Linked DNA regions of Mus musculus: all the other regions are linked to region 6. Evidence: chromatin loops called from intact Hi-C (ENCODE). Cell type or tissue: left cerebral cortex. All regions are shown on one strand. Region 1 holds the start of Abhd6 (abhydrolase domain containing 6). Region 2 overlaps Oit1 (oncoprotein induced transcript 1). Region 3 overlaps Acox2 (acyl-Coenzyme A oxidase 2, branched chain). Region 4 overlaps Htd2 (hydroxyacyl-thioester dehydratase type 2). Region 5 overlaps Dnase1l3 (deoxyribonuclease 1-like 3). Region 6 holds the start of Pdhb (pyruvate dehydrogenase (lipoamide) beta).

Region 1 (5,000 bases), 170 kb before region 6:
TCTCACTCTGCTTCTTCCTCCCCATGTTTTCTGCAATGTGTTGAAGCAGTCAGTAGCACACAGCACCTCCCTGACCGGACCTTCCAGCCTTCTGAGCCGAGAGACAAGATGAACCTAGTTTTGTTGTTGGTGGTGGTGGTGGTGATGGTGGAATTGTTTATTTGTTTTGTTTTGTCTTGTATTTGTTTCATTTTCAAGACAGGCTTTTCTCTGTATAACAGCCCTACATTTCCTAGCTATATGTATATAACTAGCTCTGTAGACCAGAACTGGCCTGGAACGCACAGAGATCCACCTGCCTCTGTCTCCTGAATGCTGGGATTAAAGTCAAGCAGCCACCACACCTGGCTCTTGTTTCTTTATAAATCAGCCCAGTATTCTGTTATACCAACAGAACTCAGACTAAGAAAAGCATGAAAGGATGACCAAAATGCCTTCTGCCTTAACTCAGAGTTAAGGAATTAATGGGCTTGTCTTCAGTTTCACTGAGTTTTCTGGGTCTCTGAAATATCTGTATCCAATGGCCAAAAGTCAGTCACAAATTTGAATTGCCACACTAAATCTCTAGCTCAAATCGCCTTGCGTCCCATTGGCTACTTTAGACTTTCCAGTTTGCCCAAGCGTGATATCAACTCAGTCCCTAGGGTACTAGTTTTGCAACACTAAATAAACAAGTCACAGGCAAATCGGAATTAATTGATCATTCTGGCATTAGGGTTAGGTTAGGACGCAGAGGATGGGCAAGCAAGAAGTAGTAGACATAATATTTATTTTACCTAAGAATTTCTTAACATGGATAAATGTAAGAGGTAAATGCTATACTGTCCCTATTGTATAGTAGGGTATAAGCTGGAGCTGAGAGAGAGTAGACAAATTCTCAGAGTGTCCATTGAGTGATCGGCAGAATTGACATGCCAGAGACCAACCAGTGCCCTCATCCTTTGCTTTGCATTGCCCTAAGGAGCTCCTGTGTAAAGGTGGTACAGAGAAAGTCCAGAAACTGTATTTAGAATTAATTCTGGGACTAAAAGCCAATTCTCTACAGAAAGTCAGTGGAAGCTGTTTCCATGGAGACCCACTCACATCCAACCTAGCTGTGTTCAAATGTAGCCGCAATGGTGAGGAGGCGTCGTCACTAAAATGAGGTGCATTTCCAACAGTCCCCCCAGTTTCTCCAATGTCTCCCACAGGTTGTGAATTCAGTGGAGTCTTTACCTCAGCCTGCAGCATGTGTCTCACAAAGCCTCGGAGGTCCTCCAGAGCGCCAGGTTGGTTGACAGGCCCTTATCACCCCTGCAGTGACTTTGGACAAGTTACCCAAAACTGAGGTTCGGTTTCCCTATGGTTAAACAGCAGACTCACAGGCTGCCGCTGAAAGCAAGGGGGTTAATGCACACAAACCGAAACGTTACGCCCAAACTAGGGAAGGAGGAGAAGTTCCGCCAAAGGCTAACTGCTCACCTGCCCTTAACCAGACCAATCTGCTTGGGACCTGGCCTGAAAAGGGCGGAAAGCCGATCACTCTGCTCTCTACCAGCTGCTTTCTTCTAGCTCTCTTCCACAGCACCTCACTGGCTGTGTTTCAGCATCTGTCACCATTCTCACTCTGAGCTCAGCCTGTTCCCTGCCACTTCGGGATCAAGTGGCTCACACACTGGAGCTGTTTCCACTCCCCGTGCAGCCCACTGTGCCGCCAGCTGCAGTGATAGGGTTACTTGTTTGTTTGGCCGCCCACACAGATTGTCCTATGCTGCTTTGTGATTCACTGTCCCCTCTAACCTCAGTTCACAGGAGAGGGAAGTAGGTGTGCTGCTTGCCTGCCTGCCTGCCTGCCTGCCTGCCTGCCTGCCTCCCTCCCTCCCTCCCTCCCTCCCTCCCTCCCTCCCTCCCTCCCTCCCTCTCTCTCTCCCTTCCTTCCTTTCTTCCTTCCTTTTTCTTCCTTCCTTTCTCTTTCTTTCTCAACAGTTTCGTTGTCCTGCAACTCACTCTATAGACTCAAGAGATCCAGCTTGCTCTGTAGACCAGGCTGGCCTCAAACTCAGAGATCCACCTGGCTCTGCCATTGGAGTGCTAGGATTAAAGGTGTGCCCCACCACTGCCCTCATCGGCTTCTTAAAAATCCATCTCTGTGCTGTGCCTCATGTGTGAACTACTGTGCTCCTGTTCTAAGTCCTGAGGGCTCCCCCCCCCCTTTTTAAAATTAGGGATGTTTTTGCTTTTCTTGACTCTGCTCATTCCTACGGATTTTAGAACAATCTTATGTCCCTTGAAAAGTGCTGTTGAAACTAGTGCTGCAGTTACCCCCAGTCTAACTTCAATGCTTTCCTGAGCCCTGGATTCTGGCTGCATCTAGTAACCAGGGGGAGCCCTTTGTTAGAAATCAGAGTCACACCTCAGGGGTTCTAGATCTGCTTGCCTCTCTGCCCTACCTGAAGTGGGACCTTCAAAAGCATAGGCTATTGAAGACCACAGGGATGTTTCTATTTGGCACGATGAGTGGCCTTTTCTCTTGATCTGGTCACTTGAACTAAATTGCGTTATTGGGTACATTTCATTCTATTCTGAACCGCGTTCCCCTTGGAGGACTTTTTCAACCAGGAGCTTTTTTATATGGTGCTGAGAAGTAAGTCAGGATTGAGTTTTGGATTTGCTTTGGATTTCCTAAGCTCTCAGGGCCAAGACCCTGCATAAATCTTTTTGGTGTGATACTCAGTAGTGCCAGGCAAACAGTAGATGCTCAATAAACGAAACAGTACCCCACGTGCTTCGTGGCTTCGCAGGGCAGAGTGGCTATGCCTGCGCCCTAATGACCCCCCCCCCCCAGCACTTTTTGTGAAAGGGATGATTCGGCTTGGCCAATGGGTGCTCGTGCGGAGAGGCGCTCCGGGGAGGGATACTGACTGTATCTCCGGGTTTGATATTTTTTGAACCGGGGATGGGGAGCGTCCCCTGGAGAGCGTCCTCCAAACAAATTCCAGCTGCTGAGACGACGCCTGATGCGGGCTGGGAGGGTTTTTCTGTCGGAGGGCGCGAGCGAGTGCGTTGCGCCTTTAAGGAGTCAAGCCAAGCCCACTGCCGAGAGCGAGAGTGCGCAGGTGCGGGGACCTGGGACTGGAGGGCGGCGAACGGGCAGCAGGACCGCGGTCACTGAGGTAGGTCTGGTGAGCGAGGCAGAAGGAAAGGCGACGGTGGCTACGCTCTTAGGAGAGGGATGGCAGCCTCCCATTCCTACGACCTGACCACCTGCTCCCACTTTCCGAGACCAGTCCCTTCTTCACCCCAGCATCGCAAGGGTGAATGCAGATAAGTCCCAGATACAAACCTCCCTTCGTATTCCATTTTCCCGCTCTCTCTTAAGGTGCAAATCCCGGGTAAAGGCCTGAGACGTCCCCAAGCCGGGTCTCGTCGCCACTGGTTGGCCGCCTGCCAGCCTCCTTAAACCCAGGGATAGAGTGAGAAGTGGAATCTGCATCCTATTTCTCTTCCTCCTCCGGATGCTCCGCGCTTGTAGCAGCCGCGGTGCCTTTCTCCTAGTGCCAGGATGGATTTAGTCCCGCGCTCCCCCCAACTCCTTGCTTCCTACACCACCCTGGAGCAGGGCTACAACTCGCTCTCCTGGTACCAGGGAATCTCGGCACCCTTTTGAGGATTCGTAGTCTCGTTGATTTAAAAAAAAAATGTCAAAGCTTAAAGACCTTGTTTTTGGAGTTTGAGAGAAAACTGGGCAGGCAAGATGTAAATCTCTGTGGCTGATGGTAGAGGAAGAGGAAGACCCTACCTCGTGTCCTTTGAAGTAGGGTCAAAACAGGCGCAGCAATGGGAAGTCTGCAAGCAGCTGTATGGAAGGAGTTCCGAATGTCTGGGAGTGAGTGTTCAGAATGTCAGGGCAAGCGTGCTTAGGATCTGAAGAAGAGGCGGAAAGGGGGGAAGGGGAAAATTGGATTTTTGAAAGAGAGCTCAGAAAAGCGGGTAAACTGAGCAGTGAAGACGTGTAAGCAGCCGCTTTGTGGGGTCTGTATGTACTTATCTCATGAAGGTGATTATTGTACGTACCATTACCTTAGCAGTCTTCAGGCATATCAGCTTTGCTAAGAGGCGGTCTCCTGGCTAGGTGACTGACAAGTCCAGTTGGATCAATTCTTAAAGACCGTGCTTTACCGGGAGGAAACGCGGTCTTTTTCTGGGAATCAACAAAGACCACCTGCCTCTAGCTTCCTCCCCTGCATATGGCACTTGAAATATTAAAGAAAGGCAATTATGACGCTTCCTTTTCTTAAAAAAAGAATGCGTTGCCAGGGATACCAGAGGTGGAACCCAAAACTCATGATGGGAGGGGCCAGTCCATTCTCCAAGTCCTGTCTGGCTGTCTAACACTCCCAAATGACCTAGTCCCAAATGACCTAGTCCCAAATGACCTAGTCTCATGTCACCTCCCCTACCATGACCAGACTTCTGTACTTCCCCTAACATCTCTCTTCTTCCACTAATATCAAATGTGCCTCCTTTCAAGTTGTGCTTCCCAGCTTTTGGCGGAGTCAGGATGCTGGTCTAACTACTTTGACAGCCAGAACTCGTTTTATCATCCCCGAGGCTTTCTGGTCATCCTAGAGATGCAGATTGTGAAATGCTAGCTGCAGGACAGAGCACATGATTCATTCCCGGGTCCACAGATCTAGGGAGAGACCACATCCACGTAGTGGGGCACAATCAGTCAGCTGTGTGTGCAGGGGATAAGTATTTTGAGTTAGGTGCTAGGTGGTTAACAAAAGGAAGTCCTGCTCTAGCTGGGACCTTGAAAACAACCATTGCTTCACTCCCTGCTCAAAAATCCCTTGTGACTGCCCGGCTGCTCCTAGCTGGTATTGAAAAATTGAATGTAATTATAATGGCTAACATAAAGTTAAGTACTGACTTCCTGGCTCTGTCCTAAGCCACTTAAAGAATGTCACTGGAGTTACTGCCCTGATAGTACCACAAGGTGTGTGTCTGGTTGATACAAT
Region 2 (5,000 bases), 170 kb after region 6:
GTGTTGGTCCCATTGCAGTAGCTCAGGTGCCCAATGGTGGTGGAGTTACTGAAACAGTCTAAGTATGGAGTGGGTTCTGCCTCACTCTGTGAAAGAGGTCCCGACAGGGGCTGGGGCAGGTTCAGTAGGGAAAGTGCTTTCTATACAAGAATGAAAACCCAAGCTGGATCCTCTGCACCCGTGTAAAACACTGGGCATGTAACATCTACCTATAAACCAGTGCTGGGATGCAGAGGCAGGGAGAGCCCGGGAGCTGGAGTAGTAAGCTCCTGGCTCAGTGTGATAGCTAATCTTGGTTTTCCACTGGATTACATCTGGAAGTGACTAAAACCTAAGCGGTTAGACACACCTGTGAGGGGTTTTTCTTGATTGGATCATTTGAGGTGGGAAGACACCCATAATCTGGATCATCTGAGGCCAGAAGAGCCACCCTAAATGTGCCTCCCCGCCATTTCAGATGGCAGCCTACCAAAAAGGACGTGGAACAAAGAAGCCTTTTGCTTTTTGCCTGCTTGCCTTCACTCTCGATGACAAGTTCCAGCTGAGATATCCAGCCTCATGGACTGAACAGCTACTAAATTTTTGGTCTTTCCATTGGGAGACAGCCATTGTTGGGTGAGCCAGAACTCAGCTATATTAGGGTTCTCTAGAATAACAGAACTTATGGAACAAATAAATATCTCTCTATAATCAGAAAGGGGATTTGTTAGAATGACTTACAGGCTGTGGTCCAGCTAATCCATTCAGTCCACGAGGCTGGATGTCTTAGTTGGTCTTCAGGAGACAACAGTTTCCTAAGGTAGGCTCTGCTGCCAGTGAAGGAATGGATTTGCTAGTGAGGGTGAGAGCAATCAGGCAAAGAGCAAAAGTTCCTTCTATCTGTCCTTGTGCAGGTTTCTAGCAGTGGGCCTGGCCCAGATTAGACATGAGTTTACCCAGATCAAAGGATTAAAGGTCTGCCTTCCCACCTCAAGATCTGGATTAGAAGTGGATCTATTCACTTCGGGTTAAGCAAAACTCCTTCACAGGTATGCCTCTCCATTTGGGGGTTTTGGATAGTTCTAGATGTAATCAAGTTGACAACCAAGTATTGCCACTATGACAGCCTGCAAGCCACTATAATGACCCCTTTGGTACATATCATTCTATCAGAGATTCATTCCATCACGTCTGTTCCTCTAACCCTAACACAGAGAGACGCTGTCTCAAAAACAAAGTGAACGGTGACATTGGAAATCGTCTTATCAACATCTGGCCTCAATATGCATACATCTGTGGGATGCATATGCACATCACACACACACACACACACACACACACACACACATGCTCACACACGTGCGCACACACACACTCATAACACTCTCACATACATACACTCACATATACATATACACCCATGCAATCACACACGCACACACTCACATACACTCACACCCATATGCACACTCATGCACACATACTCACACATACATCACTGCATGACAAATTTGAATTCCATAGCTCTTGTGCTGTATTCTCTCCAGCCCACATTGTGTGCCTTTGCTCCGCACTCCTTTCTTCTCCAGTACAGTCTGGCATGGGCTCAGCTTCCTTCCTGCTGGGAGAGAGGTTGCAAAGGGCCCAGATGGCCATCTGCTGGAGCAGTCAACCTGAAGTCGCCCTCCATCTCCTAATTATCCACTGGCCTTGCTCTTGGTAAAGTAGAAGGGAAGGAGGGCCACACGTTCATTACATTTCCCTCATCTCTCTGGTCTCCTGCTGAAGTCAGGTTTACTGGCTGCATGGGGGCCTAGTGACTGAGCCTTCTTTTGGCCTTTGAAGCCCAGCTCTGGGCAGAAGGACCCAGTGCAATGTCCAGACCACACTACGAGAGCTGGAGGTATGGGACTGTCCTCAGGGAAATGGAGGGCCAGGATTCTGGGTCCCTCTTGGTACTTTCTCACCGGGTGGCTCCACACCCCCTAGCCTCTTGCTTTTCATCTGCAAAATGGAAATAAATAGCTACTCCTTTCCAGTAACCAGTGGGAGATGACCAGGACCACAGAGGGGGCAAGCTTCGGAAAGAGACACTGTGACCAACTGGTTTCTATTCTTCCCAAAGCTACAATGGCATAGGGCTGGGGTGTGGTCCCCAAGGTTCTGTGTAATTTTCAAATGTCATCAGAGGCATTCAGGGGCACACAGAGAAGAGGAGAGGCAGTGAAGAGAGGAGGGGAAGAGAACACTTCCCTCAGAGTGAAGGTATCCGAAGGGTGTGTTCAGGTGGTGACAGACAGTGGGATTCCTGGTCTTATTGGGAGACACTTCACCTGTGTGGGTCTGGACAGAACACTTGACCTTTCTGAACCTTCTTGTGTGAAAGGGAATATTGTGGTCCCTATTCCATGATACCTTGAGGATAAAGTGAGGTAGTACTGATGTTTGGCTCTGGGCAGAGCTTCTAGGAGTCTGCAGTTCTCCAGTGGCAAGGTGCTGCTATTATCATGATGCCAATAAAGTGTTGAGTCTTTCTCATTTTGGTGAGACCCCGAGAGCCAGTTCAAACCGCTTTCCAAGAGTTAAGAGCCAGGCACCTTGTCCTCCTCCCTTTCATTCCTATGCTGCCATCTGCTGGCGAGAATCAGAATTGCAGCTTCAAGAGAGCTCAAGTCACATTTGGCCTAAGGTCACTCTCAGGGTACACAACAGGCCTAGCCCTGGCAGGGAGCCAGGAAGCCCATACAAGCCTCAAATCCTGAGGCCCAGCATCAGCACGCAGAGACTCTTGGAGGCTTGTCTACAGCGATGAGCAAGTCAACCCCAAGTCTCGTCCATTTTACCTTTTGAATTAGACCACACACATGGCCTCTCCTGACTTAGCTCATATCTTGTGCAGCTTCTCGGCCTCCTGGCCGCGACATAACATGGAGTTTTATAAAAATGGTAGACCTAACCATTCCATGTCTAGTTTAAACATCCATGACACCACTGTCCCAGGTCCAAGCTCTCTGCCATGCACAGAAAACTGGCACTCAGCTCATCCACTTACCCTGTAGTCCTCCCAGGCTTTGCTCGCAGACAGGTCTGCCCATCCGAACACACACCTCTCCGTTCCACTGCTGCTAGCTGACTTCTAGGCTCTCTACAGAGGGCTCCTGTGGGTGCTACCATTTGAAGCCATCATAGGTGAGAGGACCTGGATGCGGTAGTGCTGTTCCCCCCTCCTCTGCTGCTTCGCCAAGCTCCTTCATCCCAGGGAGTCTCCTTACTCAGTTCTAAGCTGGTTACATGGTCTCAACCTCCTCTGGTACCCTGTGTAATGTGCACAGTGTCTCCACATACACCCAGATGGCCACCCAGGTCCCTTGAAAATAGTGACCACTGCTAAGGGCTGTCTGCCAAGTCCTATACGCTAACCATGAACTTGCTTTTTGGAGACTTTATTGGCTCCTTTTAAATCTTATAGGCTATCTTTGCTCGTTGTAAATATGCCTTTTCAGGAATGTGTTCATGAAAACTGGCTGCCATGTTCCTCCCATGGTGGGTTTCTGATGCACTATACTGGTGTGGGCACAGGGGTTTTCTGAGGTCTGAAGACCTTCTAGGGTAGTCTGGAACAGAGGCGCTTACTGGAATGGCTGGGCAGCTATCTCCTTCCTCAGCTCAGCTCACTCAAGGCTCTCACACTGGCACTTGTGTCTCACACCACCATGGCCCCTGGTCCAGGGTTCCCAACGTCTTCTCTTCACCAGGCCTTGTCCCATGTAAAGTCTTCCCTGGCAGGGCTTAGATACCACTCAAGACTGGGGCTCTCCCCCAGTAAAGCTCGAAGTCTTCAGCACACAATTCTATGAGCACCTCTAGGATCTGATGTAGAGCAGTGCTTCTCAACCTTCCTCATGCTGTGACCCTTTAATAGAGTTCTCCATGTTGTGGTGACCCCAACCATAAAATTATTTCATTGAGACTTCCTAAGTATAATCTGGCTACTGTTATGAATCAAAATATAAACATCTTATATGCAGAATATCTAATATATGACCCCCTAAAGAGGTCATGTCCCACAGGTTGAGAACCACTGGTCTAGAACCTGAGAACTGGACCCTCTTAGGGATCCTAATCCATAGTCTTATCACCATGCATGTCTTTTGATTATTCTCCTTCATTGCACCTACTTGTCAGCTGGCACTGACATCTTTTGGCCACTGACCCCTTGTGCAGACACAGGTGGCCTCTTGTCCCTGCATGGGGTGGATAAGAAGTGTCCAGGGATGCACACCACCAGCACCCCCCCACCAAGTCTGAAGGATGCCATCTCTGTGCGGTGTGCTCTACAGAGTCCCAAAGTTCACGGTGGAAGCTCACTCTAGTCTCCAGCAGTAGGGTTAATAACACCCCTGATTGGCCGCCCCCTACCCCAAACACAATGCCTGTCCTTGCATGCTTCCTTTAGATTCTGCCTCTCGGGACCCCAAAGCCAGGCAGATGTTTAGAGACCTGTTTAGTACTGCAGACATTTTCCCTTCCTCTTTTGCTCCAGCTCTGGCTTGCCTTAAAAGGGCACATCAAGATGACGGTCTGTGTGCCCTGTTTTCTAGGCTCCCCTGCTCCTGTCCATCTTGGGAACCAAGTTCATTCCTGCCTGCCCAAAATTCCAGGAAACTAGGCTTCAGGCTCCATCCCAGCTGCCAAATGAGCTGTCTCCTACCTGTCCAGACCAGGCCCCTTGTTAACTGAGACTAGACCAGTATGTTCCCAGGGAGAATCACAGCAATGGGAGAGATGGGAAACGTTCAAAATCAGCAAAAATAGAATTTAATTCTGCTCAAGTAAGTGTAGGCAGCCAGTCCTTCTGGAGACAACCATGGCAGTCTTGGAAGGTCTTGTTCTCTCTACCAACAGCCGGTTCCACAGGCCCCATGGCCGCCCATCCTCAAGATGGCCACTATGGGGCAGTGGGAGGCTGTTGCTTCCTTAGACGGGAAGTGAGTCACTGTGTGCAGGGGATGATCAGAGCG
Region 3 (5,000 bases), 81 kb after region 6:
TTGCTTTGTCACTGTACCTTATGACTACTCTGAAACCATGTGCTAAGTATTTCCTCGTGGGAAGTCGTAGGCTTAGAGTGGCAAGATTTCCCAGACACCATTGTGCTCCTAAGCTCAGTTTTATCTTGACCTGTGGCACCCCTGAAACTCTTTTGGGAGAAGTGGGATTGTGGTCCAAACTCAGCTTTGCTGAGGCAGACCCAGAGCCTGTGGCAGCTGTGTAAAGGGAAAGTCCCCTTTCTAGGCAGTCTGGGTCCATAGCCCTCCCAGGTATCTAACCTCTGCAAAGCGACTGAGCATGTTCTCTCTGGGAACCCTCACGTGGTTCAGTCGCAGGAAGCCATTGTCTATGTTTTCGAAGCCCATCTTGGGGCCTATGTCCCCAACTGTTATTCCTAGAAGAGGGTAGAGATGAGAATGTCTGTCAGTTGAGTGCATGCAGTATGGCAGGTGTGTATGCATGCACACAGACACACACAGACACATAGACAGACACAGACAGACAGACAGACAGACAGACAGACACACACACAGGGACACACCCACCCACAGACACACACATACACAGACACAGACACAGACACAGACACAGACACAGACAGACAGATAGACAGACACACACACACACACACACATACTGTGACTCAGGCATCAGTAAGCAAGCTGAAGTCAGACAGATGCTGAATCTTATACCAGTCTAACATCCAGATCACATTAGCTCTGTCAACTAGATCCCTTCTAGACAAGGGAGACGTATCCAAGCTTCTCTGCGTCTCTTGGAGATTCAGGACTATCTTCTAGGTGGGTGGATGGGTCCTTGAGGAAGCAATGGGGATTACCTGGCAGTGGGGTGTGGTCCTCTAGGCTCCGGATGGGCACAATGAAGGCATGCATGCCATGCCGGGCTCCTAAGCAGATCAAATGGGCTAGGACCACAGCATGGGTGACTGTCCGTCCCACTGAGGCAGAAAGAAGAGAGTCCTATCACTGGAAGCCCTTATGTATCATGTCTTGCTCCTGTCTGCTGGGTTTAGGTTGTTGATAGATGCCTTTGGGTCCTTGGAAAGTCATTGATGACAGAAAAATTCGTCACAAAGATCCTGGCTAGAGCAAAAGTAACTGGCTTGGTAAGGAGTTTGAAGTGAGTAAACTTTTAAAGACTTTTTGTGCCTGACCACAACAGCTAATGGATCACTCTGCTGTCGGCCCCATCATGAGTGCAACCATTTATTATCAGAACCCAGCTAGAGCTTAGCTCTTGGCTGAAGTAAGAGGAGTCTTATTTTCCACATAAGGACACTGAGGCTCAGAGTACAGAGTGACACACTGAAGGTCTGGAGGGGCAGAACTGGAATTTAACCACATCAGCCTGACCCTAAAGATGGGTTTCTTTCCCCTGGAAATTTGATATTGGCTGCTCACTCATCTCTGTCCCCCTTACCTCTCCTGTCCTTGTCCTGTCCTTCTCCTCTTCCTGCCTTGCTTTTCCCGTTCTGTCCCATGCCCTGCTTTCATTGAATGCACATATTTAGTCAGTTTCCACACCAGCTGTTTTGTCACTGGGTCTCCAAATGCTACAGTGCAGTCCTTAGAAATGATGTCTCAAAGGGGCTCTTGGCAGGATCCTGTCTTAGAGCTCAGAGATGGCTGCCACCTTGTATCCATCCACGTGATTGGAGCTTGTCTGGGTGTGGAGTGGCAGGGAGGATTTCTAGTAACTAGTCACAGAGCATGTGCTCTGCTCCAGTAGGTGGCAATCCTACTGTGTTAACTCTGGAGGCTAGATGTTGTTGGAAGCCTTTGGGACACAACTAGGTGGTGTGTGTGTATGGGGTATTGTGTGTATATATGTACACAAGTGTGTCTGGGTGGACAGTGTATGTACTTTATACATGTACAAGTGCCTATGACAGGGCAGTGTGCATATTTTTGTGTAAATGTTTCTGCATGGAGGCAATGCATGTGTACAAGTCTAGGTGTGTCTGTATGGGGATAGTGTGAGCTGTGTACATGCATATGTGTGTTTGGGAGGTTGTATGTGTTGTATGTATATGCACAGATGTGTCTGTATGACAACAATGTGTGTGTTGAGTACATGCATATTTGTGGGGGGGCAATTATGTCTATGTATGGGCAGTGTGTACATATTGCCTATGTGTGTCATAGAGCAGTGTGTGTATGTTGTATAATGCACGTGTGTCTATGGGAACAGCTCCTGATGTGTATATCTGTGACTCTGGAGGGCAGTGTGTATTTCTGTGTGTTGAATGCTTGCATATCTGTATGTGGGGGTATTGTTTGTGATGTGTGCATTTACACATGTGTTGTCTGTGGGCAGTGATGTGGCTTGTTCTTAACCTCATTGCCCACAGGTTGGGTGCATTTCCTAATCTACTCAAAACTCCCTTAGGACCTTCCAGTCACTAACTACGGAAATTCTTAGCATCTTATCTATTTCAGTTGATCTCAAAGTGAGTAGCCTAGAACAGGAAATCAACCTGATGTCTGTTAGGCATCAAAGTTAGTGCTACTCAGCTCCGGCTTTGTTTTCTTTGTGGAGAGACAGGGAGGCAGGAAGGAGGATACTCACAGTCCCCAGGCCACCACTTGATGGAAGTCATTGTAGGGCTGTGTATCACAAACTCCTGGGTGGTTGCATCATAGGTTGCTTCGGTCTCCAGGCCCTGCAGGTATGTCCCTTGGGATCAAGGAGGAGAGTTAGACTACTGGACCAAGGTTGGGTACTCACTTGTGAGTAGCTTCTGGGTGGGCCTGGGGCTCGATAAGGTCAGCTCCTGACTGTACTCACAGACGTATCTCCCTTTTATCTGTGGGCTGTGTGAGGACATATTCTGATGCTTCCAAAAGAAATGACTCCCCCCCTACCCCCCGTAACTCATACAGTGCATGTGACATTAGGAAAAGGCACTACTTCCTCAGGACCCTTGACTGCCATCTGCTGGGAGTTTTCGAATTAGTCTGCACATCTATGAACTTGAATAGGCCTTCCAGAGTTGTACAGTACCTCTGCATGCAGCAGCTTTGGCTTACCATGTCCCAGCTCTGTCTGGGCATATGTTGTGATGATTTGGAAGTTTTTGCCGAGTTGGCCCCATTTAGCAATCTGCTCATCTGAGCCCAGGCTTCTGATAGCATTCATGGCAATACCATGTAAGTTTAAGTTGTTATATCCAGCAAGGACTCTGTGGGGGAAGAGACGCTGTAGATGACTAGCCTGTGGAAGACAGGTCACTAAACTTACAACCTGGGTAGGGCTCAGGGGGGAAGAGGCATCAGGCACCCTAGTGTTCCAGTAAGTCCTTCTTTACTGTTTGTTTGGGGTCATGGGTTGCAGGCAAGCCTTTCTGATGAGGCTGCCCTGGATGAGCACCTGTCAGCATAAATGCGTTCAGGACCGTCTTCTGACCAGCCCAGGCTCCAGGCTAGCTTCTCAAGATGGAATCTCTTTTGAACTGCATCCTCATATAGCTCATCTCGGGTCATGAAGTAAAGATGCTTCAAATTAAACACTGGGTCACGTTGGATGAGGCTTTCTGCAGCAGAACAGAACAGAGGGGTTTGGTGGGCTTGGATAAGGTTCCTGACAACATCAAATTTTCCCACACACTCGCCTCATGGTGTTGGAAAGGAAGCCAGCTGTCACTGTCATTTAACAGATGAAACAATTGAGACCTACAAGGAGAGAAATGTGCTTTGTCCACTCCTGCAGAGCGTGACAGGTGTGTGGTGTCAAGGATTAGTTATAGATAGAACTCGGTAGAAGGGCTGACTAGAATTCATAAATCTCTGGGTTTAATCCACAACACTGGTTCTCATGCACCATAGGATCGTGGCATGGTGGCCTGCATCTTTAATCCCAGCACTTGAGAGATGGAGGCAGGAGAATTGGAAGTTCTAGGTCATCCTTGGCTACATCGCAGTCTGAGGCTAGCCTGGGCTACATGAGGCCCTGTCTCAAAACAACGAGCAACAACAACAGAAAGGATTCTTAGTTAAAGGATTGCAGAATTAGTTACCAGACTGTTCTAGAGAAGCAAATAGGTTCAACGCCGGCTCTTGGCCTCCCACTCTGCTTACCAACTCTTCTCCGCAGCTCAGTGTTTGGGATGCCTCCATCAAGGATGTTGGTGAGCCGCTCCACACTGAAGGACGGGGAGTGCCTTTCACTGTCTATGTCAGGGTGCACTTCCCTGCTCCAGGTCTCCCCCAGTGACACTCGATCCCCTGGGTTCCCCATCCTGGATCTGCCTGTCTCAGGAAGGACTTGGCTTCCTTTAGGGTCTGCTCTGAGCACCGGGAGGTACCAAGAACCTGTGTGCAAAAGGCATTGTTTAGGGCTGGGGTCAGCCAGGGCCTTTCTCGGCTAGCTGAATGACAACACACTCCCACCCCGACTTCATGGCTACTGGCTGTGGTCCACATACTGCTCACAAGTGAATGCAATCAATATTGTTCTGTCTGCAGTAGCCAAGGTCCAGACGGTTTGACCACAGAGCTTTCCCATCCTCTGTAGTTTGTAGCACATCTGGGACAATCTTCATGAAGTCAGTGGGGGTTATGTGGAAGAGAACAGGTTGAGCGAGTGACTTATACTAGAGGTGGCTGGAGTCCAGCACAAAGCAGATAGCTTGCTCACACCATACCTTCCTGGGAGGTTCACTGCCTCTGGCTCACTAGGAGGGACCCACACACCTCATTTACTTCTCAATTCCTGTGATATCTATTTGAACACTGTGGCATGAGGCTTGATGGTATAGGTCTGTCATCCCATATACTTGGCAGGCAGAGGTAGGAGGATCATAAGATCTACCTGGAGTACAGAACTAGTTCCAGACAGGCTGGGTAATTCAGTGAGACTGTGTTTCAAAACAGTAGTAGATACCTGGAGAGTGCTTGCCTAGTCTACAAAAGGCCCTGGGTTTAATTCCCATAGTGTAGGAGAAGAGAATGAAGGAGAGGAAGCCTGTAGGAAGAAGGAA
Region 4 (5,000 bases), 81 kb before region 6:
TTAAAAAAACAATTGAGAGGGGCTGGAGAGATGGCTTATCAGTTAGGATCACTGGCTGCTCTTCCAGAGTATCTGGGTTCAATTCCTAATACCCACATAGCTGCTCACAACTGTATGTAACTTCAGTCTCAGGTGATCCAACACCATCTTCTGGCCTGTGCCGAAACTACCTGCACATGGTACACAGACATACATGCATACGTGCAAGCAAAATACAAATACAATAATAGTAAGATAAAAATCTTTTTAAATTGGGAAGACTATCTTCATGTTTTACTTTCAGAATTTGAAACAGTTATATTTGTATTTGATAACGTCTACGTCAGTGTTGAGGGATTTTCTTGCTGGATTTATACCACCATGTATACCAAGTGCAGCAATGCAAGTATAACTGCAGCAATGCAAGTAGAGCCATCTCTGAACACCTAATTCTGAGACCCTTTCTCAGCGGCTTCTGGGCTAGGCTTATAATTCCTTACACCAAGATGTAATCTTTTGTTGCATGTGGTGCCACTGGCCTTTAGTTCCCACTTAGGAGGCAGAGGCAGGCAGAATTTAAAGCTAACCTGTGTGCGTAGCAAGTTCTAGAACAGCCAGGGCTACATAAAGAGACCCTGTCAAACCAATAAAAACAAAAAATGACATTTAATTCAAATTTCTCTGTAACTTGCCTTTCAGGGTTTTGCTGTTACTGGTGAGGGGTTTCCATGCAGCCACGACTCAGTTATATAAAGTCCTAGCATGGCAGCATTGTTGGAAATAATAGAAACAGAATTCATCAGAGGGCCGGGCCTAGAAATATTAGCCAGTGTTCTCCTTCCATGTGGCTTCCCATGAGTGAATTGGGTGACTTTTCTGAATTGGAAGTTGGCTGTTCTACATTGATCAGGTTAACATGCTGATCTTTCAGAGAGCTGGCCAATCTGTTTGTTAGTATTTTAAAACCGAAGGAAAGCATCTGGAATGTAAAGGTGCTGTTTTAAGGGTTCTAATTCTCTCCCGCTCTTGAAAACGTGGATCTACTTAAAAAAAAAAACAAAAAAAGCAACAACAATAAAACTATTATATGTGTGTGTGTGTATATACCTTTATGTGTGTGTGTGTGTGTACACACATAAAGGAGGCAGGAGGATCTCTTGAGTTTGACACCAGCCTAGACCCTACCTACCCTAGTTTCAGGACTACCTAGACCCCGTCTCAAAAAGAAAAAAAAAAGTGTGAGTGGGTGATGGCAAAGGTGTGAGTGCGTGATGGCAGAGGAAGGCCAAGCTTTTGGGTCTTTTTTTCTTTTTTTTTTTTTAAGAACTTGGAGTTATGGGGAGAATGTGCTAAATGTGTTAGTATTAAACAGTTACCCTAACAGCCAGGACTTCTTAAATATGTGCCGTGGTCTACCTGTGCTCGGTAGGTTAAATGGTAACTGATCATAGCTAGATGCTTTGATTAGAAATACAAGATCAGCGAGGCATGGCATCTCTTACTATTATAAAACTTAGGAGCGTGTGTCACCTGCTCCATATTTCCTGGAAAAGACATTCCTTCTGTGTCATCTTAAGCAGATTTTTGTGGGTGTGTGCTTGTTTGTACATGTGGAGGCCAAATGTCAGGCTCGGGTGTCATTACTCTTGACAAGATTAAGATTCACTTTGTGTTTTTGTCTCTTGCTGGCATTAATGTCAGTAATTAAATGAAGCTGGCTGGCCAGTGAGCTCAAGGAATCCACCTGTCCCCACTTCCCCAAGCACTGGGACTTATCTATAAACACAAGCTACCATGCTGGTTTTTTTGGTTTTTTGTTTGTTTTGTTTTGTGTTTTTTTTTTGTTTTTTTTTTTTTTTTTGTAAACATGGATTCTGGGGGGCCTCTTGGTTGCTCAGCAAGGCACTTTGTCCTGAAGCAGTTGAATAGCTTACTAGAAAGAATTCTTGTCACTAGAGGGCAGTCATGTGTCTAAAATGAGTTATAAACTTATTGTACCTTCTTCCAGTATGTGAAGGGGTGAAGAAACCCCCCAAATCAATGCCAAGAGCAAAGGTACTATAGTAAGTCTCAGAATGGGCAGCATTGCAGGCTGAGGTCAGCTAACAATGACTTGGTTGTAGGCAAGTCACTAGACTCAGGCCTTCAGTGCACACTCCTGCAGAACGCACCTTTCAACTGGGAATTTGCAGCAAGACCCATAAATGGAGCATGATATGATTAATCGTAGTAGCCACCAGGTTTTTACATTTCTGATAGGCTAATTTTAATTCTTGAAACAGCTTTATAAAGTTACTAGCTCCGTGTTATTGACAGAAGCAGATGGAGTTACTAGCTTGTCTGAGGTCATTCAGGATCATCCAGGATACAGGCTTGAGCTCTCTTTTTCTCATCACTGGATCTTACAGTGTTCTCATTCCTGGAGTACTTTCCATTTCAATAGTATTTTGTTAAAATAAAATTCTTAAATCCATTCAGATTGATATTCCCTGCTATAGTTGTAGCATTTCCCTATTTTATACCTATGGTTTCCACCCAAAACCTGCCTCTCACCCTTTACCCCCAATGATGGTCATGCCTCATAGTCTAGGCTGGCTTTGAACTCAAGACCCTCTGGTTCGGGCTTACAAATGTGTACCACTGCTCCAAGCCACCTACCCTTTTCCTAAATGCCATTCAGAGATTGTCTTCAGAATGTGGAAGCTCTAAGGATCAGTTAGATGACTAGAAAACTAGAGCCAGGCACAGTGGCTGATGACTCACTAACCGGGGTAGGAAGATCTGTGTCTTTCCCAACCCATCAAAAGAAAAGTTATGCAGCCCAAATGGGAAGTGGAGAGAGATGTCACTCTGTGACTTTAAAAGTAGCTTCTCGTTTAGAGCATTTCCCCATTATCAATAGTCTGGGGTGGCCATGACCTTTGATCCCTAGAAACAGAGTAGAGTCTCTCCACGTGGTGACTCAGAGCCAAGGCCATGGAGCTGCTTGTGCTGTGTTAGAGCAGCCAGCCGTGAGGAGCCCACAGGAGGTGCCAGGAGTGACCATCTTACAAGGAAAGGGGCTGATCGCTGGGAGAGAGCCTTGGTTGTACGGGTCACATATGGAAGTGAGTGCAGAAGTAATGACTGAAATAGCCCAATTTGTCTACCGCTTTCCATATTAGGGGCATTATAAGCCTGCGCTTTATGTGATACTTGATTGCCACAGAAAGAATAGCCATCTTAAGCAATTTTAGCCTAATGTACTGGAAAATTGCTTAACAGACTGTTAGAAGCATTTCCATATTACTGAAATGCCACTCACCCCACCGCCACCCCCACCTCACCTCCCAGCAGCAAATCCTAGATTAATGGGTAGTGCCCCCCTATGGCCACCATTTATCTTGTGGACCTGACTTGTGTGTTCATCCAAGAAAAAAGAAATCTCTAAGTGCACACCAGCACCTCTGAGATAACCGTGGGTTTTCATTTTGTGCCAAACTATCAGTCATTTTTCTTTCATGTTCCTAGAGTATAATTCACAGGCCAATTTACTCCCTGAGAAAATTGCTGTTAAATCGCTTCTATTGAGGATTTATATTAAAACAGTCTACCAGGGGTTGACTGTCACTGCGCAGCTTGCTGCTGTGACTGCCTTGTGTGCTGGCTTAGCTGATTACCTAGTTCCAGGCACTGTGCCCTCACTCCTGGGTTACACTCCCGGCTGGCTGCGTGTGTGACCATCTCGGGGCTGGCTGCATGAGCATCTGCCACATGGCTCCAGGTACTTCACTCTTTACTCCCTTCGTGCATCTGGTTTGCCAAGAGCAAAAGTCTCAGCATCTTCAGAAAAATTTGGAGTTGGTGCTGGATAACCAGCTGGCAGAAGACCCAAATAATGTGTCCATCAGTTAAACAAGATGAATAGATTCCACAAACAATTTTTTTTTGTTTTGTTTTGTTTTTTAGTTTTTCAAGACAGGGTTTTTCTGTGTAGCTCTGGCTGTCCTGGAACTCACTCTGTAGACCAGGCTGGCCTCGATCTCAGAAATCCGCCTGCCTCTGCCTCCCAAGTGCTGGGATTAAAGGCGTGCGCCATCACACCTGGCTGCCACAGACATTATTTTTAAAGTGGCTCTTAGCTGTAAACCATCGTGACCTTATGCCCCTGGACATATTTTTCCCAGTGTTGACATAGAAAATGTTAGCATATGAATGACTATTATGAGTAAAATCTGTTGCTCAGTGTCCATCCCATGATTATTTGAAGAAATAAAGTCATTTGGAGTTGTAAGACCACCCTGCCTAGGAAATTCTGAGTTTTCACAAGCTTCTGTGATCTGATTCTGTACAGCCGTTGTCAGGGCTAGAAATTTCCTCACTAAAATCCATTATGTTCAATCAATCTGGCCAAGCCTCAGATTGTTAGATAAACAGCCCATGAGCTGTCTAAACATTTGGCAACATAGCAGAATATAAAAATCTTTTTTTTTTTCTTCTGCTGGCCTCCAAGTAGTTGTATGTATGCAAAGAGGCAAAGCCTCCCATTTTCTCATTCCTCATCAGTTTATGTGGCCCAGAACTGGAGACACAAGCCTGTTTGATTTAGAACAGCTCTGGTCTGAGAAGAGTTTCCCGAATTCAGCCTGTGTGACTTCAAATGCTAGACAGCCAGGCACAGAACATCTGTAGTCAGCCACTCCAGAAGCTCAGGCAGGAGGCTCGCTAGGTCTCTTAAGAGTTCAAGGCCAGAACTCCAATTAAAAAAAAAAAAAAAAAGGAAGGAAGAAAAGCCAAATGAATATTGAGGTTGTGTGAGGCTTGAAGCCCATCTGTCAGGAGGTTGGGCAAGGAACTCACTGAGTTAAGTAGGAAGAGATGAGCCCAGCAAAAGTGTTTGTCCTGAAGGGCTTCTGGAAAGAGCCAGAGGAAGGAAACCCTGACCCTGTCCCTGGCTTCCATCAGATGTTGCTCACTTTCAGTTTCCCTTTCCTGGTAAAGAAGACAGGCAAGTCACAAAGTCAAATCTCGTGCCGCGTGCA
Region 5 (5,000 bases), 210 kb before region 6:
TGACATTTACAACTTTGCATTGTGAAGTCGGGGCATTGTGGTACTCTCCAATCTAGTTAAAAAGGCCGACCGTCAGTCTGAAGAGAGTGAACTGGACAAAGGAGTCTCTCAGGAGCCACCTCCAGAGGACTCTCCAGCCCTTTACAGATTTGTTCCTTTACCCTGACATTTTACAGACAACTCACTCTTGAAAATATTGAATAAACGAACTTAATCTGGTTTTCCCTAATCAGACTTGAGTGAGAGAGAACAAAAAACAGACAGTGTGCCCAAGGACCAGAGTGGAAATTTGCTGTCCTGGGACTCACCCAGCAGCCTGACGTGGCAGAGTTGCTGGGAAAACACCTGCTGAATTTACTCAAACACCAGCAACCACTGGTCTTACTGGAGTCATTGGGGCCTCTGCTGGGCTCCTGGGACAGAAGAGGGCATATCTTGGGACTCAAGAAGATGAAGAGAGGTCTGTAGTGAGGAAGGACAGTCTTGGAGCAAGCTCCCTGGGGCAGGTCACACTGACAGTCTGTCAGTCATTAAAGTCTCATTTAGCAATCCTCTGGCATGGTACTTGGCTCTATCCATGAATTGTGATGCCTGTAGCAGCAAGTCCATGTTGCTCAGAAGAGGACCGGCTTCCTCAGTGAACATGCTGCACACCAGCCTGACACTACTAAATGACCATCCAAGGGCTGTTTCTTCCATTCTCCCAGGGGCAGTGCCATATAGCTAACACCATCCTAAAGGTGTGGGTCGAGAAATAGGTTCATCACTAACGGCAGCTGTCCTCAATTTTTATACCTTAATCGCCCCTGGAAGGCCAGCCAAGAAGTACTGGAGGATGGGCAACTAGTTCAGAAAGTAGAGGCATTGCCTGACACACGCAAGGTCCTGGGTTCAATCCCCAGGTCCCCAGCACCGCAGGAAGGAGGTTTGGCCACATCCAGTGTTTGGCTGTGGAAGCAGAAGGATCAGAACTCCAAAGTCATCGTCCCTGTTTACATAGCAAATTCAAGGCCAGCCTGGGCTACATGCGACCATGTCCTAATATGGAAAAAGGAAGGTGGGGAGCGACCAGGAAATACCTCAGCAGTTAAGAATGCCTGCTGTGTAATCCTGTGGACTAGACCGCTGTGTTTACATAAGAAGCCAGACATTTGCCTCATACCTGTAACGCCAGCAGGGCAGTCAGGAGGATCACTAGGGTTAAGTTTCAGAGAGAGCCTGCCTGAAAGAAATAGGTGTAAAGTCATAGCGGATGATACTCAGCAACCTCTTCTGGCTGTAGGCATGCAGAGTCCCTCACGTATGCTCGCAGACATTCACACAGAAAGACCAAAAAGGGAGAGAGGAAGGATGGAAGGAAGGAGGGACAGAACGAAGGAAGGGCAGGCAGACAGATGGACATTTGTATATTTAATAAACACCCATATGGGACTTGCAGACATTTTTCTAAGCTTGCATCTCCAAGTGAGTATTCATGCACCACATGTGTAACTGAGCACTTTAAATGTCTTTCCCACATTAAGATGTTCTCTGAGTGTAAAAGGCTCCTGGGTTTTTGTTTGTTTGAAGATTTAGGGTGGCAGGAAACGTGAACAAGACCACCAGTAATTCTAAGATTGCAAAGGCAGAGTGTTTAAATCCATCTTCCTGTGAAGGCCTGCAGAGTGAGTGTTTTCAGGCTTGTGAGCCATCTGGTCCCACTCATACAGATGTTCAACTGTGCTGCTGTGTGGCAGAAACAGGCCGGAAGCATTGGAAAGCACTGGGCATAGCTGTGTTCCCATAAACAACAAAAATCAAAACCAAAGGCACATAGGCTAGATTTGACCCCCACACATGGACCGTCGGGCTTCCATTTATAAAATACGTTTTTGGGGTTTTTTTTGTTTACTTTTACTTTTAAAAAATATGGCTGCTAGATCATTTCAGGTTGTGTATTGGCTGGTGGGTGTTTGTTTCAGACACATCTAATCTGATACAACTCAGGGTTGACGACGATGAAGGACGCATGTGAGAACATGTGCGTGTATGTGTGGGACAAACGTGTGAATTTCCACAAGTGACATCTGATGCTATCCACATTCTGTAGTTGAGAAGTCAAACAACTTTCCCAAGGTCACACAGCTAGAGAATACAGAGCCCAGAGCACGAGAGCCTAGAGAGGACTCCCTATGCCCTACTCTTGCATGGAGTCCCGACACAAAGGGCACTGGCTGCTTCCTAGATCGTCATCCTAAATTACCTTGTTATTTTATTTATTTTTATTTTTATGTGCATTGGCGTTTTGCCTGCATGCATGTCTATGTGAGGGTGTCAGACCTTCAAGTTACAGACTCTTGAGAGCTGCCATGTGGGTGCTAGGAATTGAACCTTAATCAGAAGTTCCCAGAAAAGTCACCAGGTGGCGATAGAAGACCATGTATGCTGGTCTTGGCCCAGACTTTCCCTGTTGGAGCTCAACTTGGGTTCCCTCACCCGAGTTAGAGGATGCTCAGGAGAACATGACCTTTGGAGGCACACAGACCTATATTTGATTTTGGCTCTGCTGGCAAAGGCAATTAGGTATCCTGTTAGGACTCTCCTGGGCCCTAGCTGGACTTCCATTCCTAGGTTCATTCCTTTATCAAAAAAAAAAGTTGAAAAATTATATTTTATATCTATGTTGGTTACAAAAAATTAGCATTGTATAATGCATTTTTTTCTTCAACTAGAAATGTATCACTTCTGTGACCCCCTAAAATTATTGTGTTCCCCAGTACACACCCAGAACCTGTGCCTACCTGTGTCTAGTAAACGTCAGCTCTGGGCTCTGTATTCTCTAGCTGTGTGATCTTGGGAAAGTTGTTTGACTTCTCAACTACAGAATGTGAATAACATCAGACATCACTTGTGATCAGAATTCCATGAGATGGTTAAGGCTACAACTTTTTACATCGATATTCTAATTTTATTACATTTATTTATTGGGGGCATGTTTACATGTGGAGAGATCTGAGAATGGCGTGATGGACTTGACCCTTTCCTTCCATCGTGCCCATTCTGGAGATCAAATTCAAGTTGCCAGAGTTGTCAGCGAAGGTCTTTACCCTCTGAGCCATCCCACTGCCCAGGCAACACATTTTTAGGGCACAGCCTAGAGGCTGGGGCTGGGGCCCAGCAAGTAGAGTGCTTGTGTAGCACACACAAAGTGCTTGCTTAGTCCTGTCTGAGCACTGCATGAAACGCTGAGTGGTGGCTGGCATCTATAAGGCTGGCACTCATCCAGTGGGAAGGTGGAAACAGGAGGGTCAGAGTTCAAGGTCATCCTCAGAAAGGAGAGAAGGAAGGGAGGGGGACATAAAAGCAGGAGTTTGTACAACACTCAGTCAGGAAGAGTGAAAATAACTCCTCTGTCTGTCTGAGTTTGGCAGAGTGACAGCTTGCAGAGACCCTCATTTGTATCTCTAACCTGCCACTGGGCAGAGGCAGAAGAGCATTAGTATGGGTCGAAACTTCAGGGTGTCTGGACCCGTTGACTCCCAAGCCAGAGGCATGGAAAGGGCCTTTTGATGTCCAGTCCACCTCCTCCCCATCTCCCTGTTAGTGAGTCCCAAGCCCATTGCCTGGGACCTGGGGTTCCTCTCCTAGCCACATCAGCCAGGGAAATTTTGGTGCTTGGGTGCAGAGGTCAGAGGACCCATCTCTCCAGAACTGTCTCATATATGAGTAGCATACTTTACCATTTGGGGACTGTAAGGTTTCTAGGTATGGTGAACTCCTCCAAAGTCTCAACAGCTTTGCCATCTTCCCCGAAAGACTACGTCATCGCCAGACAATAGAATCTCAGTAAGAGATGAGCCGGGCATTATCTCCTCCAACTTAACCGGGCACTTTTGATTTTATTCCCTTGGCAAGATGGTATATAATCCTACCTATTAGCTCCACCATTTGGAACTGTAGTGGTTTCTAAAGGTTCACATAGAAAAGACTTGCTGATATACCAGATCAGGATGCTGTTGGGAGATGGAACACTTGTAAGAGGTGGAGCTTGGTTGGAGGTCATGGGAGAGACTGTGTTCTGGAACAGAAACTGGGTTTATGCCTCCCCAACCCCATGTCTCTTTATTTAATGTGTATGAGTGCCTTTCTTCCTTGTATATTGGCCTGTGGAGGCCAGAAGAGCCCACCTCATGTGCATGTGGTGCGTGTGTGTGTGTGTGTGTGTGTGTGTGTGTGTGTGTGTGTGTGTGTTCTACCACACACTCTTTTTCACTGACCCAGAAACAACAGAGTCAAGGGCCATAAATTGAAACTTCTGGAAGCACAAGTCAAAACCCAGCCCCTCCTTTTAAGATGATCTGGGATGTCTGTTAGGAGGAGGATGATCTCAGAACATGTCAGGATGACGGAGCTGACGAGCACAAAGACTCACAGTCTTCTTTCTCACATCAAAGTCACACAGTTCCCAGTGTGTTAAGGAACAACTCGACCCCATAGTTACAGTGTAATAGACTTTGTATTTCTTCAGGTTACACATGGTGCTTGCTTGTGTGCAGACGCCTTTGGGGAGCCCACAGCTGTGTGGAGGGGTTGCTTCTGAGACTGGGAGTCGGGCCAGACGGGTCACTGTTCTCCACTGTTCCTAAGTACAGGTGCTCATGTGCAAGAGTAAAGAATATCCAGGAAAACAAAGCGAAATGCACAAAAACGGGTGCCCTGCATACAAGCAAGATGGCGCCACATTGCAGATTCCAGGAGTGGCAGGAAGGGAGCAAACACTCAGGTCCAAGCCAGCCAGGGGGGCTTGTGCTGGGGCGAGCTGCAGTGCTGGCCGTGGTGACAGACACTGTGTGGTCAGTGTTGCACATGGGATATGTGACTGGGGACAGTTAGAACAGGACAGGCATGCAAGGTTGAGCCCTTTCAGGGAGGGGCACAGGAGGAAGAGGAAGGGAGAAAGGGAGGGAAGACACTGTTGGAGCATGCATCCAAAGTGAGGCTGGCTGTCAGATAATGAAAAC
Region 6 (5,000 bases):
TAATCTTCACTAGGCGTCAGTGACAAGCTTACAGAACACTTCTGCTCTACTGCTTCATATGCACGGGCAAGAAAACTGAGCGATTGCTAAACCAGCTCCCAGGCAGTTTCCTACGGAGGAAGCATGCCAGGCTGTTTTACCAATACACTTGAAGTACTAAGACTTAGAGAACTAGCAAGGAAGGTCTAACTATGGATACTAACTACGACTAAGTATTAAGCGTTCACTAGTGCACAACACTTGACATCCACAATGCAGGTGCTGCTATGCTACTACAGTAATGTAGACTGATAAAATCCTTCTAGATATATATATGCCAAAAAAAGCATGTATCTGCAAGCCAATGTTCTCAGCACCGTAACAAATTCAAAAGATAGAAACAAACCACCCTTAAATGAATGTATAAATAAAACGTACAAAGGATATGATTCAACGTTCCAAAGGAACAAATTCTGATGAATGTATTCTACAATGTGGATGAACCTTTTTAAATAAGCCAGACACAAAAGAACAAAAGATTCAACTTATATGACGCTCTAAAACAAGAACTCAAAAAGAGCCAGAAAAGTACAATACAACAGCGGCCGAAAGAGTGTGAATTATTATCGTGTAAAGTTCTGGAAGTTGACAGTGTAGACCGTGAATTCATTCGATGCCACATTTGAACACATAAGATTTCAAAGCTACATTTTACCACAACTCCAGGGTGGGGATTAAAAGTCAGGAAAGCAGGTGGTTGTCTGTTCGACTGCCACCGGCCTCGAAGGGATGGTTACCAATATGAATGGCACCGGGCGAGGACAGAGGCAGCGCGAATCATCCGCAGGACGCGGCCGCTGTCAGGGTCCAAGATGCCACCTGGCCCTGGGGCAGACACGACCCCGATCTCTCAGGCCTGCTCCCGGGCCCCAGGGCTCCCTCCCGGCCTTGCCCGACGTCGGGACCGGTTACCTGCACCGCTGCGGGCGCCGAGCGGTGAAAACGCCTCTTCAGCAGCCCGGAAGCCTGGAAGGGAGAGAAAAAAGGGTTCAGAAAGGGCACAGGGCCTACAGTGGACGCGCTAGGGGCCGCTACCTACCTGCCGCAAGGGTCCCCGCACCAGACCAGCCACCACCGCCATCTTGCCCGTGTCCTCTACTAGCTGCCGAATGACAACACAGAAGCGCCGCAGAGCCCGTCTGACGCAGCCAATAGTAGGGCGTGACACCTTTACGTCCCACCTCTGTTCGGCAAAGCCAATAGAATGGTAACTGAGAGTCCCGTCTTCCTGAGGAAGCCAATAGCAAGGCGCTATTTCATAGGCCCCGCCCCCAGGCTTTGGCAGAGCGCGCCCTCTGGGCCCCGCCTCTGCATGCGTAGCCAACGGCTAGTTTCGACGCCTGCGAGCCCCGCCCACCTAGCGAGTCGCGGTCCAGCAGAGGTGACGTGAGGCTGCTGTTCCTCTCTGACCCGGTGCACTGGAGATAACTTTGCAGACCGCTTGCAGAGGCTGTCATGCACCTAACACGCCCTACACTCAGACTTGACTGCTGACTGCTCACGTGCTGGGACTGAGTCAGTGCAGCCTGATCCGACCGAGGCTGCTAGGACCGTAAAGCCACCCCTTTGCGGGCACTGAAGGACTTTGAGCAACGTGTGAATCTTGCACACACAACAGTGGAGGGTGAACCTACCATTATATGAAGGGCGCTGTAAATTGAATGTGAACAATAGCTTTCATGTAGGCACTAAGCGTCCACTGTGTGCCAAGTACTGTGATGTGTGCTTGATAAGTGCTTTTAGGTGGTTTCTGTTTGTATTATCTCCATCCAGGCGAGAAGAGGTGAGGAGGTTGTTCTGATCTTGCTGAATTTAGATGGCATACCGGGACTGGAGAAGCCTGAAACATAGCTTTAGCAGGACAAGAGACAGTTGAGAATAGATACTTAGATGTGGCCTTTATATTCTGCATTCAGTCTCATCGACTGTAAAAGGACACTGAGGTATGGGATCACCTCCTTCCAAACCTCCCTCATTGCTGCCATCAGGTGGTCACCATGTGAGATATATCAAATATGAGTCTTTCTTTTTTTTTTTTTTTTTTTTTAAGATTTATTTATTATTATATGTAAGTACACTGTAGCTGTCTTCAGATATACCAGAAGAGGGCATCAGATCTCGTTACGGATGGTTATGAGCCACCATGTGGTTGCTGGGATTTGAACTCTGGACCTTTGGAAGAGCAGTCGGGTGCTCTTACCCACTGAGCCATCTCACCAGCCCCAATATGAGTCTTTCTATCAAAAATTATATAAACTTGTGTTTGGGACAAGGACTTCAAATCCCCTCTCCTGCCTTGAAAAACTTTAATGTAAGTGGTTTTGGTTTTTGTTTTTCCTCACAAGGAAGTGTTTTTATGTGTAGTCCTGGGTGTCTTGGAACTCTCTCTGTAGACTAGGCTGGCCTTGAATTTACAGAGATCCACCTGCTACTGCCTTCTGAGTGCTGGGATTAAAGGTTTATGCTACCACCAACCAGTCCATAGTTTTTCTTCTTACCACTATTTTTCTATGGCTTAAATGTTCCAAATTCTATTTACTAGCAACTTAAATATTGCATTCACTACATTGGCTTTAGTGTTCTCATCTATTCAAACTATGAAGTTTGCTTACATCAGAGTCCCCTAACTTCAGAGTATATGTGAACAAAGACACTCTTTCATGTAACCAAAGGACATTCTGGAAATTGATGTAGACCAGGCTGGCTTTGAACTCAGAGATCTGTCTGCCTCTGCCTCCTACTAGTGCTGGGATTAAAGGAATGGACCACCACACCTAGCTTTGAGCAAAAGTTTGAATCTTTTGATTGTAAATGGAAGAAAATATCTAATAAAAAAGTTGAAAAAAAAGTTTGAATCTTCCTTAAGCATAATTTATGCAAAGGCCCACTGCTTTGTTCTTGGAATTCAACACCTGGGGCAATGGGCCTTCCTTTCACTCCTTTCCTCTTCCTCTTGCATTTCCTGATTGCTGAGTCATCTAAGGATAGCCATTGCATCAGACTGTGATTTCAGACTCGTGCCAACTCGGAAAAGAAACAATCACCGCCTGAGTTAGAATGAAGATGAAACGCACTCCCAGTCTCCCTGTGTATTCCCTCTTTCTGAGAACTCCCTCTTGATCAGGAGTAAAGTTCACCTTGTCCAGACACTTCAAATGAAGTGCTGGTCTCTTTCGTTGTGTCCCCAAACTTATTTCTGACAACTTCAAGCTTCCAGTTACCTCCAGCAATGGAGGAAACAGCCAGTGCTTGGAATCCTTCTAGTTCCAGCTGGGTCTAGTCCTTTTTGATAGGGAACAGAAAGGGACATTTTGTGTTCTATATCATAAAGACACACTTGATTGCTCTAATATAAAAGAGAATCCGCCTGTCCATATTAATAGCTTAGTACATATACACTGTATTAAGTCTCAAGCCCAGGACAAGTCTCATTTAATACCTATGACTCCTCTGAACACTTCTCACCCCACCTCCTATCCTAAACCTCTCCCTACCATTTGCTGGGCTTCCTGTCCCCAGCCTGATCCCTATATAATACAGCCATTTGGGCTACATGAGTCTCTTATTCCCAGGTCCTTTCTTGTTCTTCCTCCCCTCTCTCCTCTCACAGCCCAGTTTACTCTGCTGGCCATGTTCAGCCTGGACTCTTCCTTCTGCCTGCTTTCTCCCTATGTCTACAATAGACATCTTCTCCACACTTGAGGCATAGCCATGTTCTCCTTTTATCTCATTTTTCATTCACACACTTAGTGATTTTCTTGGTCTGCGTTAACCCCTCTCCCAAAGCAGACGTCCCTGAAGGATTACAAGGTGGAAACCAGAGGAAACGAACTTGAGCTTCATTGTTTTGTGTGTCTGAGTCCAAATATCCCCAGAGTGAAGAACATCAGCAACGAGGGAGAAGCAGACATCACAAGACTCAGAAATATGGCTGACCCCTGAGCAGGGCAGGCAAGCCTGAGCTCCAGAGTCTCTCTCTCTCTCTCTCTCTCTCTCTCTCTCTCTCTCTCTCTCTCTCTCTCTCTCTCACACACACACACACACACTATCCTGCAGACATCACAAGACTCAGAAATATGGCTGACCCCTGAGCAGGGCAGGCAAGCCTGAGCTCCAGAGTCTCTCTCTCTCTCTCTCTCTCACACACACACACACACACACACACACACACACACACACACACACACACACACACACACTATCCTGCTAGAATCTGCTGGTAGAGGTGAAATATAATCCAGATTTCTAGATTCTTTAACTTAAGTTTCTCTTATTCCCAGCTCTGAATAAGGCACAGTTTTAAGATCAATTCCTGTTTCTGCCTATTCTGTAAGTGACAGAGAACACGAACAGAATTCCAGTTACACTTTTGGTTCATTTCAGGGACACCCAGTGCTTACCAGCATCCCCCATGAAGCCCCTTGATTTCAGATGTTAGTCCCCATGGACTCTTTTTTTTCCTTTGTAGTAGTGAGTTTTTGTCAATTTGAGACAAACTAAAGTCACCTAGAGGAAGAGGGAATCGCAGTTGAGGATGAGAATTTGCCCATCAGACTGGCCTGTGGGCGTGCCTGTGGGCGTGCCTGTGGGCGTGTCTGTGGTGTGATTTTTCTGGACTGGTGTGGGAGGGCCCAGCCCATTGTAGACTGTGCCATCCCTGGACTAGAATAGGAAAGCAATTGGAGCAAACCATGAAGGCAAGCCCGTAAGCAGTGTTCTAGTGTAGCTCCTGCCTCTGCTCCAACTTTCCTCAGTGATGCACTGGGACATGGAAGTATAAGTCAAATGAACCTTTTCCTCGTCCAAGTTGGTTTTGGTCATCATTTTTATCACAGGAACAGAAAACAAATTAGGACAGTTCTGTTCATAGTAAAATATGATTTAATTGTCTTCCGCCCAGCATTTGGGATCTGAATTACAAAGCCAAAGGAGACATCAAGATGAATAAAACCTAGAGCCTA

Evidence for each region. Peaks named below come from ENCODE experiments on the same cell type or tissue, not always from the same donor. Only the 100,000 strongest peaks of a DNase experiment are listed, where the experiment ranks them.
Region 1: a loop joins it to region 6, with 3 times the contacts of the local background. A loop is called at or near these places in 2 of 42 quality-filtered maps.
Region 2: a loop joins it to region 6, with 4 times the contacts of the local background. A loop is called at or near these places in 10 of 42 quality-filtered maps.
Region 3: it touches region 6 in a loop (2.1-fold over the local background); 4 of 42 quality-filtered maps call a loop at or near these places.
Region 4: it touches region 6 in a loop (4-fold over the local background); 20 of 42 quality-filtered maps call a loop at or near these places.
Region 5: a loop joins it to region 6, with 4 times the contacts of the local background. A loop is called at or near these places in 12 of 42 quality-filtered maps.

What each region holds. Positions count from the first base shown.
Region 1 is chr14:7,999,812-8,004,811 of GRCm38, forward strand. Abhd6 (abhydrolase domain containing 6) reads left to right here and starts at 3,077. Exons shown (of 9, transcript NM_025341.4): 1 at 3,077-3,152. Gm30244 (predicted gene, 30244) reads right to left here and starts at 4,243. Exons shown (of 2, transcript NR_168596.1): 1 at 4,054-4,243; 2 at 3,681-3,903. In left cerebral cortex, a CTCF peak has its summit at 2,358; DNase peaks (open chromatin) are centred at 1,132, 1,586, 2,094, 3,064 and 3 more places; H3K4me3 peaks cover 2,886 bases; H3K27ac peaks cover 3,315 bases.
Region 2 is chr14:8,344,167-8,349,166 of GRCm38, forward strand. It overlaps Oit1 (oncoprotein induced transcript 1), which reads right to left. Exons shown (of 10, transcript NM_146050.2): 10 at 4,782-5,000. Among named protein-coding and RNA genes, the nearest start is that of 2610318M16Rik, 21 kb to the right of the region's middle. In left cerebral cortex, CTCF peaks have their summits at 2,618 (motif pointing left) and 4,928 (motif pointing right); DNase peaks (open chromatin) are centred at 2,620 and 4,950.
Region 3 is chr14:8,252,604-8,257,603 of GRCm38, forward strand. It overlaps Acox2 (acyl-Coenzyme A oxidase 2, branched chain), which reads right to left. Exons shown (of 15, transcript NM_053115.2): 2 at 4,099-4,332; 3 at 3,392-3,554; 4 at 3,052-3,203; 5 at 2,591-2,698; 6 at 840-959; 7 at 280-395. The coding sequence starts at 4,258. Among named protein-coding and RNA genes, the nearest start is that of Acox2, 3.9 kb to the right of the region's middle. In left cerebral cortex, a CTCF peak has its summit at 2,966 (motif pointing left); a DNase peak (open chromatin) is centred at 2,973.
Region 4 is chr14:8,090,766-8,095,765 of GRCm38, forward strand. Htd2 (hydroxyacyl-thioester dehydratase type 2) reads left to right here. Exons shown (of 6, transcript NM_001348727.1): 6 at 1-1,081. It overlaps Rpp14 (ribonuclease P 14 subunit), which reads left to right. Exons shown (of 6, transcript NM_025938.4): 6 at 1-1,081. Among named protein-coding and RNA genes, the nearest start is that of Pxk, 4.9 kb to the right of the region's middle. In left cerebral cortex, a CTCF peak has its summit at 1,923 (motif pointing right); DNase peaks (open chromatin) are centred at 1,954 and 4,884; H3K4me3 peaks cover 50 bases; H3K27ac peaks cover 327 bases.
Region 5 is chr14:7,962,262-7,967,261 of GRCm38, forward strand. Dnase1l3 (deoxyribonuclease 1-like 3) reads right to left here. Exons shown (of 8, transcript NM_007870.3): 8 at 2,926-5,000. Among named protein-coding and RNA genes, the nearest start is that of Gm45521, 7.5 kb to the left of the region's middle. In left cerebral cortex, a CTCF peak has its summit at 2,390 (motif pointing right); a DNase peak (open chromatin) is centred at 2,400.
Region 6 is chr14:8,171,813-8,176,812 of GRCm38, forward strand. Pdhb (pyruvate dehydrogenase (lipoamide) beta) reads right to left here and starts at 1,180. Exons shown (of 10, transcript NM_024221.3): 1 at 1,079-1,180; 2 at 952-1,005. The coding sequence starts at 1,120. In left cerebral cortex, CTCF peaks have their summits at 1,035 and 2,017 (motif pointing left); DNase peaks (open chromatin) are centred at 2, 1,281 and 1,943; H3K4me3 peaks cover 1,972 bases; H3K27ac peaks cover 1,503 bases.